Linked DNA regions of Homo sapiens: region 1 is linked to region 2. Evidence: chromatin loops called from intact Hi-C (ENCODE). Cell type or tissue: PC-9. All regions are shown on one strand. Links, peaks and the distances in the headings refer to the core of each region. The heading gives the core; the rest is flanking DNA.

What was found. Peaks named below come from ENCODE experiments on the same cell type or tissue, not always from the same donor. Only the 100,000 strongest peaks of a DNase experiment are listed, where the experiment ranks them.
Region 1: a loop joins it to region 2, with 2.5 times the contacts of the local background. A loop is called at or near these places in 17 of 110 quality-filtered maps.

The regions. Positions count from the first base shown.
Region 1 is chr7:27,770,986-27,779,468 of GRCh38, forward strand. All of the region lies in intron 5 of TAX1BP1 (Tax1 binding protein 1), which reads left to right. Among named protein-coding and RNA genes, the nearest start is that of TAX1BP1-AS1, 35 kb to the left of the region's middle. In PC-9, for the core only: a CTCF peak has its summit at 3,944; a DNase peak (open chromatin) is centred at 356; H3K27ac peaks cover 942 bases.
Region 2 is chr7:27,673,884-27,682,366 of GRCh38, forward strand. All of the region lies in intron 2 of LOC105375211 (a long non-coding RNA gene), which reads left to right. Among named protein-coding and RNA genes, the nearest start is that of HIBADH, 15 kb to the left of the region's middle. RefSeq lists an enhancer at 3,717-4,916. In PC-9, for the core only: no CTCF peak of the experiment used is centred there; DNase peaks (open chromatin) are centred at 4,268 and 4,778; H3K4me3 peaks cover 367 bases; H3K27ac peaks cover 3,682 bases.

The sequences.
Region 1 (8,483 bases), core at 80-8,079, 97 kb after region 2:
TGGTTAAGGAACTACTTTTTTCATTTGAACCTTTGAAGCAGGTATACCAAGTATTAAAATATAGTAAAATCTCATAATATGTGCCCTCGATGACTATTAGGACATTCAGCAATTTTTTTTTTTTTTTTTTTTTTTTTTTTTTTTTACTCATTTGTTGTAATTCTCTTGCTGCTTTGTGTAGTTATTACTCTCTTTTTCTCCATTCTTCACATATTTTTCTCATGATTTATACCTGGATTTGGTAGTTTTCCAAAGTTTAATGTCAATCTTTTTTTTTTTTTTCACTGTATTACAAGCCAGAGGGATCAAGGTGAGATAGATGACTCATGAAAAAGGCCCATTTCACCATGTCCTAAGCCCATGAGATCAAGAATATCCTGAAATGTGGGCTTTGAGGTTTTGACTCTGATTACTTTGAAATCCAAGGAAGGAATGGATGATTGTGAGAATAGGAATGGCGGAATGATAGGCCTTCATTTGTGTGAAATTACATATATATATACACACACACACATCGGGCCATTTCTCTGGTCCATTTGAGTAGTAGCTAAGATTTAAACAGTCTCAGATTCTCTGTGCTCTCCAGGTGATAAAGGGGTTAAGGACTACAGACAAGACTAAAGTGGTAGACTGAGGTCAGGGGATTAATGAAGCAAAACTTGTAGGACATTGTGGCCTTGGTGCTCAGAAGAGGTCTTCAGCAGAAGTTTTTATGCCAACTCTTAAATCTTGATGACAGTCACGAATCTTGGAGGAGACTGCTTCTCTGCTGCCATTCTTGCATTGGGGCATATTCTCTGGGAAGCACTTGAAAGTGATTTTTTAAATGATATTCCATATTATAGAAAAAAATTGACAAAGGACCTGGAATGGTACTTGATGCATGGGAAGTTCTCTCTAAATGTAAGTAGCTATTATTATTTTACTGTTTTTCATAATAGGAACCAGAGAATCATCAAGGAAGGACTACAATATAAAGTGTCATCCAACAGGACTGGAAATTCATAGCATTTCCCTCAGATTCTAAAAGTATAATGGATACATAATGTAACCAAAAAAACCCTCTAAGTTATAAGACATATGTGGTGACAATTGTTTATTTCTGGGGATAAAACGTGTTGGCCAGGAGAGATAGTTCCTCTTTGTTACTAGTCAATGGACTTTTAGTTTTTTTTTTTTTATGAATTTGCTTCATATTCCAAAATTAGTCTCCATTTTAATCAAGCATGCCTGCTGGGCAGCTACAACTCCAGACTTTCAAACTGGTCTGGTTGGATGGCTTATAAAATCTGTGACATTTCTTGGCACTTGTTTTAAATCTGTTCCATGGTGTGAATCCTATAGTAGTTCTAGAGGTCTTCTATTTGAGGTACTGAGTATATAAACTGTTGAATATCTGAAAGATTGTTCTGATGTATCATCTATAATTTCATTTAAAGTTTTGTAATGGATTCTCCATGTAATAAGCAGAGACCTTCATTTTCTTCATAATAGGAGAAATTTATTGCATTTCCATTCTTTTATAAAATAATATGACTAGCTTATTACCTATTCCATACTTGACAAAAAATAAAAGTGAATTAAATTCTGTAATTGTTTATTAATAAAATTTTTCATCTTTTATCACATTGACTTTTATCACTCTAAAGTGCTCTAATAATTAAAACTAAATGAAATTCTGATAATTACAATTCTTTAACTTGGTAAATTAAAAGAATTGGATATGTTGGGATTATTACAACAGATTGGTTTAAATTATGTGTTTGTTTTTAATGTTATTTTATGAAATTGGCTGCTTGAAGGAATAAACTAGGATTACAAAGTAGATTAAAACTAAAACAAGATAATGTTTATAAATTGAGAAACAATAAATTACATATTGTATTTCCCCTAGATTTTTGTGGTATCTACTTCATTATTCATGTACATCCTAGATTTAAAAAGTAACTCTATTATTAAGGATAATTTTCCATTCCTTTCTGGTTCAACTGTAAGGGAAGATTTCTCCCCTCCTCTCTTGAAAAAGGCTCATTAATAAAAATAACTCATATAACACTTAATAAAAGCCAGATGGTGATTTGAGTGCTTTACATATGTTAGCTAACTTCGTCCTGTGAAGTAAGCAGTATCGTCTGCATTTTTCAGAGGTAGCACAGAGAGGCTACTTACTTGTCCGTGATTGCACAGTTAGTAAGTGATAGAGGCTAGCAGTATGGCTCCAGTCCGTGCTTTTAACCACTGCTGTATACTTCTGAGGGCCAAAGATGTGAGCTGATCTAATTGATTATTTTTCAAAACAGCTTTATTGAGATGTCATTTGTGTATCATAAAGTTCACCAGTTTATACAATTCAATGGATTTTAATGTATTTACAAAATCATGCAACCATTACCATAGTCTAATTTAGGAACAAATTCATCCCCAAAAGAAAGCTTTTACTTACTTGTGGTTACTCTACCGTTTACCTTCTGATTGCTTCCCCCAGTCCCAGACAGCCACTAATTGAAATTTCTGTATCTATGGATTTGTGTATTTTGGACATTTCACATGAATGGAATCATATAATATGTGGCCTTTGTGACTGGCTTATTTCACTTAGCATAATGTTTTCAAGGTTCATCCATGTTGTAATATATATTGTTAATTCACTCCTTTTATTGCCAAATAATCTATTGTACTGATGAGTATTTTTTGAAACCCCATCTTTACATTTATCAAAGACTTCTGTGAAAATTAGCAGTTTGTGTGTTTCATTGTGTTCTTGTTTGTATTTTGGAGTGCTAGATACGTATTGGAAATTGAAAGAGTTAAAACTGAGGCTCAGAGAACCAGTGATTTTGAATCTTGTTTTTCAAATAGGAGTAAAAAGAGCTGTGCCTCTGTTAAGTTTTTCAGTTAATTTAGCTTATAATTTTTTTGGAGCCTAAACTATGAATTGAGTTTTTTTCATATAATTGTATTTTCAACTTGAATAATAAGATGGATGTGATGTACTTCAAGGCATTTTTGAACTATATTTGAGAATATTAAAGTAATATTGCCAAAACAATGTAATGGAGGATGTTACAAACTGTTAAATGTATTCATACTGTTTTGATTCTTAAGTTTCACAAACTGGGTAGGAGACATCACCAGGTATTTGGGAAGTATCATAGGTATGGGAGTGAGAGAATGTGCAAGATCTCTTCTCTGGTTAGTGTGGACCTCTTAAGCTATCTTTATCTTTTTGGCTGTTTCTTCTCTAAAACGTAAAGATATTTTGTGTTGTTGTAGAGTGACAGCATATACTGCAAAGAACAACTTGTCATCAGATAGAGTTTTCCTTTTTATTCTCATTGAAATAAGGTGGTCACTTAGTTTTTCTGAGTTCAGGCTTCCTCATGGATAAGTCGTCTAGTTAACAAGTGGCAAAGTTGAGAACCTGAAAACCCAAGCTAGGTGTTTTTGTTACTATATTACAATGGCTTATAATAACAGATACAAGTATAGTATGTCTCTTTATTCATCAAGTATTTATGGAATAAATAGATAACAATGAGTTTTGGGGCTTGTGGCATTCTGACCAGCTTTAATTGTAGTCAAAAGAAGGGTCTGAAGGTGACGTTTTATTTGGAATATGGGATTTTATGGTCTTGAAAAATGATTTAAAAAAACATATATTTAAAAACTATCATTCTTGGACAGTCCTGGTTTACTATATGTGAGCTATTTACAATGTTTTCTTTTTATGCATCTTTAGTGTTTTTCTGTGGCCTTCCAGTTCTTTTAAGAAGTTTTAAAAAAGCACTATTTTGTACTTTATCATTTTATAAATATTGTGGGTATTCTGGTATTTAAAGGGATGAAAATACCAGTTTTTAACAGCTAACAAATGAATTGAAAGATTTTGTATTACTAAAACTCAGCAGTCATTTGTCTCCCTCTAGCGATCACATAACTGTGCCACATTGCCCATTTACTTAGCATGTTTTGATTGAAAACCAGAAAAAAGAAGTTTAATACCTTTTAAATTATGTTGCACATTTTATGGAATTTGGTTTACATTTATTTAAGATTGTCCTGATTACAATTTTAATAGAAAATCAGTAGTTCCTGCAAAGATTTTGGGAAGCCTTTAATATCTTGCTTCATTGAGCCTGAGAAGCTATGGTTATACATCATTACTGCCAGGAAAAAAATAATCCAAGTAAACTAAGACATACCGTTGATTGTAAGATGCATCTCCATTTCAGAAAGGATAAATTGTGGGAAAAAATCAGCATATAGTTTTAGTACAGTAATGTAATGTCTTTGTGGATATTAGTCATTGAAATGGTTTTCTCATTTATAGAAGAAATTTTTCTTATCAGAATATACCAGGACACATAATGGTATGGTTAGATGAAACTCATTGATAATACAATTGAAGGATCATATGTATTAAAAGTTTAAAGTTTAGAATTTTGAGTTGCGGGAACTTAAGTCAAATGGAGTTCTTTCTGATAAATGGAATTTTGTGGTGGTAGCTTTGTAATATGTCACCTTGCTAGGCTGAACTTATTTTCCAGAGTTCTCTTCTCTGTAATTTGTTTAGGATGAGACACAAGAGAGATTCTTGCATGAGATTTGAAGGCAGAAGTGAAGCAGCAGCCATTTTTGTAGCTTATACAAGTTGTGGCTTCTCTCCTGGCTCACCTTGTTGGTATGAGGTAGTAGTAGCCAGGCTGCAATTGCCCTACCTTCTGTGGAATCCTCTTTCAGTTTCTCCATCTCTTGGGTTAGGTCTGTCAGGAAGGACCCCAGCATGCTCAAGACATCTTGAGACTATCAGGGTCAGAATAAAAACCAACATGGACTTCAGTTTTCAGTCCGTTCTGGTGGGCTTCATCTGGTGATTGTGGATCCTATTTTGTTCTTGCTTTTCCCACTTTATGATGTCTTTCTTGATTGCCTGCCTTACACAAGCTAGTTCCAGCTTCTACAGTTACACAAGATCAAATCTCTTAGTGTCTCTCTCAGTCTGTCTGTTCGTCTGTCTGTCTTTCTCTCTCTCCCCAGCTGTTTGCTTATCTGGTCAAGCACTGACTGATAAATTTACCATGGTACATAATTCTTAGGGAGATTTTATGCAACTTCAAATTTGAAATTCTAGTAATGTAAATTAACATTTAGGAAATTGAATTAACCATTTTCCCTTCAAAATGGTAGTGGTACCTTTTGGAGTACTTAAGTATTCTTCAGTGTATTGTAAGTAATTTTAAGGATTCTTATAAAGAACCAACCTGGTAAAATGCATAGATAAAGGTTTCTGTCTGGTATAATTTTCCTTCTACCTGAAAGGACTTTCTTTAACATTTTTGTAGTGCAGGTCTTCTGTTGATGAATTTGTTCAACTTTTGTATGTTAGGAAAAGTCTTATTTTACCTTTAGTTTTAAAAGAGATTTTTGTTGTGTATAGAATTCTAGATAGATAGTTTTTGTATTTGAGTATTTTAGAAATGTGGTTCTTCTCACGTTTATTGTTTTTGATGAGAAATTCAGTGTCATTGGTATTTTTCTTCCTTTATATTTAATGTGTTTTTTTCCTCTTACTATTTTTAAGATTTACTCTTTATCATTGAATTTAAGTGGTTGATTATGTTGTGTCCTCTTTATTTTCTTTATTTTTTATGCTTGGGGTTCAGTGACCTTTTTGTATCTGTATACTTATGGTTTTCATTAAATTTTGAAAATTTTAGGCCATTATTTCTTCAGCTGTTTTTTCTGTCTTTCCTCTTCTTCAGGGACTCGAGTACACATATGTTTTGTTGCTTAAAGTTGTTTCAGAGTTCACTTGTGCTTTTTTTTTTCACTTGTGCTTTTTTTTTAAGTCCCTTTTCTCTCTGTTTCATTTTAAATAGTTAAATTTTATTTGTCTCCAAGTTCACTAATCTTTTCTTTGCAATATTTAATCTGCCATTAGTCCCATCCAGTATATATATATTTTTTATCTCAGACATTGTTGTTTTCATTCCTAGAAGTTTGATTTGAGTCTTTTTCATGTCTTTCATGTTTCTATGTGTTTACTGTGTTCAATTTTCTTCTAGCTTCTTGAACATATGGAATACACATGTTTAAATGTCCGTTCATTAACTTGATCATCTGGCTCATTTCTGTATCAGTTTTGATTGATTGGCTTTTCTACTCATTATGGGTTATATTTTTCTGCCTCTCTGCATGCCTAGTAATTTTTGATTGGATGTCATATATTGTGAATTATACCTTGCTGGGTGTTGGGATATTTTTTATATTCCTAAAAATATTCTTGAGCTTTGTTCTGGGATGTGGTTTAATTACTTGGCAACAGTTTGATTTTTTTGAGCCTTGTTTTCAAGCTTTGTTTAGTGGTACCAGAGCAGCATTTAGACTGGGGTTACTCTCTCCCCACTACTGAGGAAAGACCCTTCTTTCAATTAGAGAATACTGTAATTGTTCTCCCATGAATTATGAGTTTTTCCACTCTGGCTGGTAGGAATAACCACTATTCCTGGCCCTTTTTGAGTTCCAGGCACTGTTCCCTGTAGTCCTTTTTGGGTGATTCTTTCTCCAGCCTGGGTTAATTTCCTCACACGCATATGCTGATCACTAATCAGCTCAAGACTTGAGGGGGACTCCTTGCAGATCTCTCGAGTTCTTTTTCTACATGATTCTTCTCTGGTACTCTCTCCTGAAACTATTCTCCTTAGCTTTCCTAGACTCTCAGTTTCTCTCCATAACTCAGGGAGACCACTGGATTCTGCCTGAGTTTGCCTCTTTGCCCTGTGGCCTTAAAAGTCTCTCTAGACAGTAATAAGCTGGAGCAGTTATAGAGGTGACCTCTGTTGTTTCTTTTCTTTCAGGGATCACTGACCTTTTATCCTGATGTCCAGTGGCTTGAGAGCTGTTCTTCATTCAGTTTTTTAGTTTTCAGGTGGTAGAGTTCATTTGGTTCTTGTTACTTTATCTTGGCACGATTTTAGTTGCATCTAATTGTGTGTTTTAGAGTCGCTATCAGGAGAAATGTTTATTTAGAGGAGCCAAGATATTCTTTCTCAAGTGATTTGAATTATCTGGTATTCTAGGTACCCAGGTTTAAAAGCCTGTATGGTTTTTCTGCACGTATTTGGCATTCTGTTCTTAGTTTTCTATTCCATGGTACTCAAAGTAGCTGGTTCAGAAACTTTGTTACTGGTCTGTGTTGGAATGAAAAATGTACACTGCAATGTATGTAAATGCATTACTTTCTTCACTGAGAAAGTATTGCTATGAAAAGCTGTTAGGTGAACCCAACAGTGTGGTTAGTGATGTAGTTGATTTATATTTTGTACAAGTGTCTTGTCTTGATATAGCCTGGTAACTGTCGGTGGTCTAGTACTGTTCGCCTAGTCACACTCTTGAGTAGCTGCTTGTACTTTATATTACGTAGTTTAACAAACGTGGACTTTTATTTAATATGCTTTTTATTGTACTCAAGAATATAGATAGGTTCTGTAAGATTGTATCCAGGATTATTCAGTTGCAGATATAAAAGAAAGCAAGCATCCAAAAGCCAACCTATATTAACTTCAGTTACCTTGATTTTTAAAAAACTTATACAATTGGCCAGGTGCGGTGGCTCACGCCTGTAATCCCAGCACTTTGGGAGGCTGAGGTGGGTGGATCACAAGGTCAAGAGATCGAGACCATCCTGGCCAACATGGTGAAACCTCGTCTCTACTAAAAATACAAAAATTAGCTGAGTGTGGTGGCACGCACCTGTAGTCCTGCTACTCGGGAGGCTGAGGTAGGAGAATTGCTTGAACCTGCGAGGTGGAGGTTGCAGTGAGCCAAGATCATGCCACTGCACTTCAGCCTGGCAACAGAGTGAGACTGCGTTTAAAAAAAAAAAAAAAGTATACAATTTGGATGGTTTTTTGTATATTTATAGAGTCATGCCACCATCACCAAAATTTAATTTTAGGATGTTTTTTATCATCCTGCAAAGAAACCTTGAGTCCATTAACAGTCACTCCTTACATACCCCTGTCTCCAGCCCTAGGTAACCTTGAGTCTACTTTCTCTGTCTCTATATTTGCCTTTTTTTTAATATTTGTTTAATGATTTTGAGGTTCATCCATAGATCAGTACTTTGTTTCTTTTTATTGCTTAATAATATTCTATATCTTGATGTAAAATTTTCTTTTTAAAATATAGAGACAAGGCCTCACTATGTTTCCCAGCTGGCCTCAGACTCCTGGACTCCAGCCATCCTCTCACCCCAGCCTCTCAAGTAACTGGGACTACAGGTGTGCACCACTGTGCTTGGCTCATATCTAGATTTTTGATTTTTGAGGCAAATATCTTGAGGCACTTTCTGACAAGTGCTTTGCTGTTTTGAGATCCTCTACCATATGTATTTGTTGCCCTTCAAATTGGCTGTTTTTGGATTAAGTGTACTCAGTATCATAGCAGTGTTTGAACTAGCTTTGTAATTTCCCTATTTTTGG
Region 2 (8,483 bases), core at 65-8,064:
ATAGCAAAGACTTGGAACCAACCCACATGTCCATCAATGATAGACTGGATTAAGAAAATGTGGCACATATAGGCTGGGCGTGGTGGCTCACACCTGTAATCCCAGCACTTTGGGAGGCCAAGGCAGGCAGATCACAAGGTCAGGAGATGGAGACCATCCTGGCTAACACGGTGAAACCCTGTCTCTACTAAAAATACAAAAAATTAGCCGGGTGTGGTGGCGGGCGCTTATAGTCCCAGCTACTCCGGAGGCCGAGGCAGGAGAATGGCCTGAACCTGGGAGGCAGAGCTTGCAGTGAGCTGAGATCCCACCACTGCACTCCAGCCTGGGCAACAGAGCGAGATTCCATCTCAAAAAAAAAAAAAAAAAAAAAAAGAAAAGAAAAGGAAAAAGAAAATGTGGCACATATACACCATGGAATACTACTCAGCCATAAAAAAGGATGAGTTCATGTCCTTTGCAGGGACATGGATGAAGCTGGAAACCATCATTCTGAGCTAACTATCACAAGGACAGAAAACCAAACACTGCATGTTCTCACTCATAGGTGGGAATTGAACAATGAGATCACTTGGACACAGGGTGGGGAACATCACACACTGGAGCCTGTAGGAGGGTGGGGGGCTGGGGGAGGGATAGCATTAGGAGAAATACCTAATGTAAATGATGAGTCGATGGGTGCAGCAAACAAACATAGCATATGTATACCTATGTATCAAACCTGCATGTTGTGCACATGTACCCTAGAACTTAAAGTATAATTAAAAAAAAATAAATAAAGTAGCAAAAAAAAATGGAATAGTGTGCATGTGCCATGGTATACAAGAAGACCAGCTGCTTCCACATCCTGGAAATGTCATTTTCTCAGTGCCTGGGAGTAATCAGGCCCTGAGAGACTGGGACAAGTTGTCTGAAAAGCACAAGAGACCAAAATAGGTACCAGAATGCAAATGTATTAATTTACTAGGAGAAATAAAACAGCAATACCCCTGTGGACATAATCAGCATATTCCCTCTCCTGTAATGAAGCTACATAGGAAGCTAAGCCATATTCAGAAGTCATTTCCATGATTTGCTAGAAATGTTTGAAGTTCAGGTGGTCAACCCAGGCTCTCCCTGGTTGATCTACATTGGAATTAGATGGTTCCTTCATGAGTATGAGAGAAACAGATAAATCAAATGTTTAGTGAATGTCCTGTTACTTTTGTGACCATATTAAGAGGAAGTACTCAAAATCAATGCCTAACTCTCCTATATTTATCTTTGCATTGGAAATGGTATTGCAAGGCCAGGCACAGTTGTCTCAGGTCTATAATTCCAGCATTTTGGGAGGCTGAGGTGGGAGAATCACTTGAGGCCTGGAGTTCAAGACCTGCCTGAGCAAAATAGTGAGACCATGATTCTACAAAAGAAAGAAAGAAAAAATAAATGGTTTTGCAACTGGAACCAGGAATAGGTCAAATTTAGGTGGCATAGTTTCCTTTTGCTTGGACAGTGGACACTACTGGTGTTTGCCTTTGTGACTTTTCTTTTTTTGAGACAGGATCTTGCTCTGTGGTCCAGGCTGGAGTACATTCATGTTCTTAGCTCAGGCATGTTCTTAGCTCACTGTGGCCTCAACCTCCTAGACTCAAGCAACCCTCCCATCTCAGCCTCCTGAGTAGCTGGGACTATAGACATGTGCCACTACAACTGGTTAATTAAAAAAAAAAATTGGTAGAGACTGTGCAGGCAGCGGGGGGCCTCACTAAAATTCCTCACTCAAGCTCAAGGGATCCCCCCACCTCAGCCTCCTGAACCACTGGGATTACAAGCACAAGTCACTGTGCCCAGCCCCAACTGTGACTTTTCTCATCCCAAGGGCTGATCCAAAGAGTATTGCTTGCCTTTCAGGAGATTTTCACCTGTTGGGGGGAAAAAATCTCCCTAGATTAGTAGACTTTCTGGGAAGTACTATCTTTGTTCTGAAGATATGCTATGTGTATTTTTTGGAGACAAAACATCTTTCTTTTAGGACATGACAGCAGTAGTAGACTGTTAGATCTTTTTCATGCCAGTCTTGGGTAAATTGAAAAGTTGGCAGCACTTCATCACATTCTACAATTTTTTTTCTAACTTGGTCATAAAATTCAAAGTCCTGGAACTACTGTTCTGTCCTGCCACAGTTGAACAACGACTTGTTTTGATTGATACATTCTTAAAATGTGATAATAACTTCAAACTGGTTTCATTAAAATTTTCTGGGCCTTTGGCCGGGCGTGGTGGCTCACGCCTGTAATCCCAGCACTCTGGGAGGCCGAGGCGGGCAGATCTCGAAGTCAGGAGATCGAGACCATCCTGGCTAACACGGTGAAACCCCGTCTCTACTAAAAATACAAAAAATTAGCCAGGCGTAGTGGCAGGCGCCTGTAGTCCCATTTACACGGGAGGCTGAGGCAGGAGAATGGCATGAACGCGGGAGGCGGAGCTTGCCGTGAGCCGAGATCACGCCACTGCACTCCAGCCTGGGAGACAGAGCGAGACTCTGTCTCAAAAAAAAAATTTCTGGGCCTTCGAGCTATCCTTCATGTGATTCCTTTTAGTTAGTTTTATAACTAAAAATTTAGGGGCATTTTGTTTTATCACATTCGCAAGTTATCAATGCATATCACTATAGCTCTCAATTATTCACAACATCCTATGGATTCACTTTCTAAGAGCACAGGAATCATGTCATAGTAATAATAACAATGATCTCTACCATTTATTGAGCATACTGTATATGCTAGGCACTATGTAAGTCCTTTACGTGGAGCAATTCAGGTCAACCTTTCAGCAACCCTTTGAAGCAATTATAATTATTCTTTGCATTTGAAGAGAAAACAATTAGGAAATGAAGAGGTTGTTAACTTGTCCAAGATTACACAGCTATAAATAGGACTAGAACTCAAAAAAAGGCATCTGATTCCAAAGGCCATGCTCATAACCACTATATATTCTGTCTTTCAAAAAATCAGGGGCTGCATCCCCATTGGGAATTTGAACTCTGGTTTTCCATGAGAAAACAAAACTAGTGAGGCCTTGCAGGGCTTTTTTTTTTTTTTAATATTTAATACATAAAAAATATTCAGTGCTAAACCTAATCTATACCATCCATATACAAAAAACTTTCATTGTGTAGGGTAGAATAATGAAAATATTTCTCAATAAATTTTTTTTTTTACTCTTTCTATTTGTAAACTTTTTGTCCCTAAAGAGATTCCTAACTACAGCTTTATCAAGAACAGTATACTTTAAAAAAGAAGTGGCCAGATGCAGTGGCTCACGTCTGTAATCCCAACAGTTTGGGAGGCCGGGGAGGGCAGATCGCTTGAGCACAGGAGTTCGAGACCAGCCTGGGCAACAAGGTGAAACCCCATCTCCACTAAAAATACTCAGGAAGCTGAGCTGGGAGGATCACTTGAGCCTGGGAGGCAGAAGTTGCAGTGCGCTGAGATTGTACCACTGCACTCCATCTTGGGCGACAGAGACACTGTCCCTCCCCCCAGAAGAAAAGAAGTCTATTCTTTCTTGCAGGTCCTTTTTTTGTTTTGTTTTGCTTTGCTTTGCTTTGTTTTTCCAACACACTTTCTGATTTTAACCTACTCAGCCAATGTGACAGAGATAATACCAGCCCTTGTCTCTCTATTCCATTTTCTGGGATATGGTCTTGGGTTCTGTTTAAGGAAGGTCCTGTCTCTGATTTGCATGTCTTTCTGCCATACTGAATCCTTCAAACCTTCCTTGGTCTTCCTGCACTGATCTCTCCTGAGTGTACCCTATGTAACTTGTCCTAATGGGGGTCTTTTGGGAAGTCTACAACATATGCCAATTTTCCGCATATTATTAGCCTCGGCTTTAGTGCTTTGGATCTCCCAACCATATTATGTAATGCTTGATGTATTAGGGATTCCCATTCTGAACTCTAAGAAAAATAATCAAACCAAAAATTACATTCAAGACTTTCTCCAGTGGTTTCCGTATATTAACTGATATGTCAAGGGCCCCCAAAACCATCCCCAGATTTGGTTATTTGCTAGAAGGACTCAGGAGTCAGCATATGGTCACACTCATGGCTATGATTTATTATAGCAAAAGGGTACAAAGAAAAATCAGCAAAGGCAAAAGCACATGGAGCAAAGTCTAGAGGAAACCAAGCTCAAGCTTTTGATAATTCTTTCCAAATGAAGTCACAGAAGACACGCCTAACTCCTTAGTAATGAGTCATGATGACATGTGGGAAGTGTTTTCTACCAGAGAAGCTCATTATACACTCTGCACCCAGGGTTTTACTGGTGGTTAAATCACATAGGCATCCTCTGCCTACCACCAAATTCCAGACTCCCAGAAATAAAGCAGGTATTCATCATAAACTCACATTGTTTGTATAGTTTAGGTATAGTAAGCCACTTTTATCAGTTAGCATAGTAGAAACCTTTCCCAAATTCAAGTTCGCAGATGTCAGCCAAGGGCAAACCTGGTAAGGAGCCAGGCCTGCCATGTTAACTGTTTTTTGTTTTTTTAAATATCTAAGGAAATACAAATAGAGGAGCTCTGGTAGAACAGATCTAAGGCAAATCTCTTGAGGGAGAGCCAAGGGTCTGAGGCTGGAGTCACCAGACATAACTGTCAAGTCCAAAGGTCTGCAGCTTGACAGTGAATGGGAAAGAAAGCTAAAATGGGAAACCGAGCAGGAAGTTGATTGAAGTACAGCCCACTGAATGCTTTGGTCAGAATTGATTCTTCCCAAATGCTGCTAGGTGCCCAAAGTTACCCTTCCAGGTGCATAGGTGAATCAAGCAACCTAAAGATACAGAGTCAAGATTGGCAAACACTCTCCAGATGCCACCCCACCCCCACCCACCCACCATGACATGGCAGATTCCTCAGGGAAGAAAGGCTATGACTGGTCACTGAGGTGAGTGTTTGTATTAGAAGGCCAGTGTTCTGAGTTTTCCATTTGTTTTTCCATTTGCTTTTTCCATTTGTTTCCAGCCAAAGTCTAATAGCTCTACAGTGTCTGACATGACCCATTCTTTCAATGATGCATTTGTGGCAGATGCTGAATTATGTGTATAGTACCCCACAACATATAGCCAACTATTCTTGAAGAAAAAGAAAAGCCCCGCCTCACTTTAAACCAGGCTGCAGTGTCCCATGCTCCTTGGGAAGAATGAGAGGCTATGTCAGGAATACTGTGGCCTGCACACAGTGACCTTAGGGCGTCATTATCCACTCACTTCCTCTGCAGCCAGTAGTAACAGGCCCTGAGAGGCTCATCAGAGAGTTAGATCTCTAAGGAGGCTAAAGCCTTGGGCATCTCTCTCAGGAAATAAAACAGTTTTTCCAAGCCCAATTCAGATGTTTGAATACTGGCTATAAATATTAGTTTCCTAGCAATTGATTAACAACATTTTTCATGACTCTCTGAACTAATAGACTTATTTGGTCCCTGGATCTTGCCTCTCACACACCTCTGGTGCTGAAAGTCCTGGACTGAAATGGATGTGGTATGTTGATCTCCAGGCAAACTGGAGAAATTCAATTCTGAATGCCTTGCTTGTAGAGAGCACCTCCTCAGACCCAATATCTATTCATAGATTTTGGATTTTACAGCCTCTGGCCACACATTCACTAGTCTAACTCTCCCACTGACTATTCTCTGAAGCAGCACTATGCAAAAGAAACATAATTTGAGCCATTTAAATTTTCTAGTAGCCACATTTCAAAAGAGGATAGAGAAATAAGTGAAATTAATTTTAATAATATATTTTATTTAACCTGATACTAAAAATAGTATTTCTTCATATAATCAATATTTAAAAATGATTAACAATATATTTTACACTTTTTTAGACTAAATCTTTTAATTCCAGGTTCTATTTTATGCTTGGAGTACATCTCAATTCGTACCAGCTACCTTTCAAGTGCTCAGTAGCCACCTGTGGCCAGTGGCTACCGTACGGGACTTTGAAGTTCTAGGGAAAGGCCAGGGGGTCACTCAGAATCCAGCAGTCAGGAAGTCTGTGACCCTGTAATGCACCCTACACATTAGCATTCAATGCCATTGTCCTAAGAAAATACCTGCAGATGTGCCCTGCTACATGCTTAGTATTTTCACACAGACTGATGCCAGATGAGTTTAATTACTAGGGTAGAAGAGCAGCTCCTCACCATAAAGTTCACCTTCAACTCCTAAAGACCCCGCCTCAAAAAGATCTATTGCCAGGCATGGTGGCTCACGCCTGTAATCCCAGCACTTAAGGAGGCCGAGGCAGGTGGATCGCCTGAGGCCAGGAGTTCAAGACCAGCTTGAGCAACACGGTGAGACCCCATTTCTATTTAAAAACAAAAATACAAAAATTAGCTGAATGTGGTGGCACAGGCCTGTAATCCCAGCTACTGGGGGTCGGAGGTGCGGGATGCTGAGGTGGGAGGATCGCTTGAGTCCAGGAGGTCAAGGCTGCAGTGAGCCATGATTTCACCACTGTACTCCAACCTGGGTGACAGAGCAAGACCCTGTCTCAAAAATAGAAAAAAAGACTTAGCACTCCTATTAAGTTCAGAATGAAGCCCTTAGCAGATATGTGCCACTATAAATTAAGGCCAGAGGCTTAATTCTTCCACTGGTTAATTTTAGGTTTTAAGGTGCTTTGAGACCAAGAAGTCAGAAAATTATCCCCATTCCAGATCTTTCATTCAAAAACCTCTGCTATATAGTCCTACAACCTCAAAAGAACTGGCAAAACTCATACAGTGCCACCAAACAAAATTTCTGTATCTGTCCAATCTTACAGGGCTCTGAGCATACCCTGAGAGTCAGCCATGTGAACTAGGAGTAAGGAAGGCCTCCCATGCAAATACAGCCAGTTACATGTCCCAGCAGACAAGGCCTAGGTCCAGGTCTTTCTGCTGTGCCAGGATGCAATCTGAGAGGGCCACTGGGGCCCTTTCAAGGAAACTAATTTGACTCATTAGGGACTCTAATGGTCCCGTGTGTAACATAACTTCTTTCATTAGTCAGGCAAGTGCAAATGGTACTCCTGGCCAAAAAATAAATGGGTGATTCCCAAAATGCTATTATTCTTTTTTCTGCCCCCTAAGCCTGCTAGGGTACAATGTCATCCAATTTAATCATAAACTTTCCTGTTTATCTGGGTTCATCTCAGGGAAGATGGGGCTATTAATGAAGATAGTTTTATTTATCACTTGTGCCTGACTACACTTGACACTGGACACTCAACCATCACCTGCAAAATGTGATAGAACAGTATAGACCACTGAGTAGATTCCTATCATACATGTAGAACCCTTTAGAGGACCTACACTTGTGACTCGCCTTGTAAGACATCACTTCCAGGTCCGAATGTACTTCCTGTTACCCCTAAACTCATGGCTAAGAATTCATCAACCACGTGCTAGAATACTTCAAATTTAGGGCATCTTCTTAATAGGGTAATTGCCCTTAATAGGCCAAACTTCACACTATGAAATTTTAAAAAATAACTTCATTCAGCCAATATTTAAAATACATACTACAATTATGTGTTTCAATCTGTCTACATTATTTGGGCTGCTGTAACAAAACATCAGCCGACAACAGAGGAATGAATAAAGAAATCATGGAGGCTGGGCGCAGTGCCTCATGCCTGTAATCCCAGCATTTTGGGAGGCCGAGGTGGGCGGATCATCTGAGGTCAGGAATTCAAGACCAGCCTGGCCAACATGGTAAAACCCCATCTCTACTAAAATTACAAAAATTAGCCAGGCGTGGTGGTAGGCGCTTGTAATCTCAGCTACTTGGGAGGCTGACGTGGGAGAATTGCTTGACCCCAGGAGGCAGAGGTTGCAGTGAGCCAAGATCGCATCACTGCACTCCAGCCTGAGCGACAGAGCAATACTGTCTCAAAAAAAAAAAAAAAAAGAAAGTGTGGTATATTTGTATATATACAAAAACATATATAAATATTTACATATATGTGTAAAAATACAAATATATTTACATATCTATGTACCACAATGTGTGTGTGTGTGTGTGTGTGTAAAATGGATATTTATTCCACCTTAAAAAGGGAGATCTTGGTCAGGCACAATGGCTAACACCTGTGATCCCAGTGCTTTGGGAGGCCAAGATGAGAGAATCATTTGAGGCCAGGAATTCAAGATAACAGTGAGCCATGATCATGCCACTGCACTCCAGCCTGGGTAACAGAACAAGACCCTGTCTTTTTAAAAAACAAAAAACAAAAAAACAAAGGCAGGTGCAGTGGTTCATGCCTGTAATTCTAGCACTTTGGGAGGCCCAGGCAGGTGGATCACCTGAAGTCAGGAGTTTGAGACCAGCCTGGCCAGCATGGTGAAACACCATCTCTACCAAAAAAAAAAAAAAAAAAAAAAAAGAAGGCTGGGGTGGTGGCTCATGCCTGTAATCCCAGCATTTTGGGAGGCTGAGATGAGACGATCAC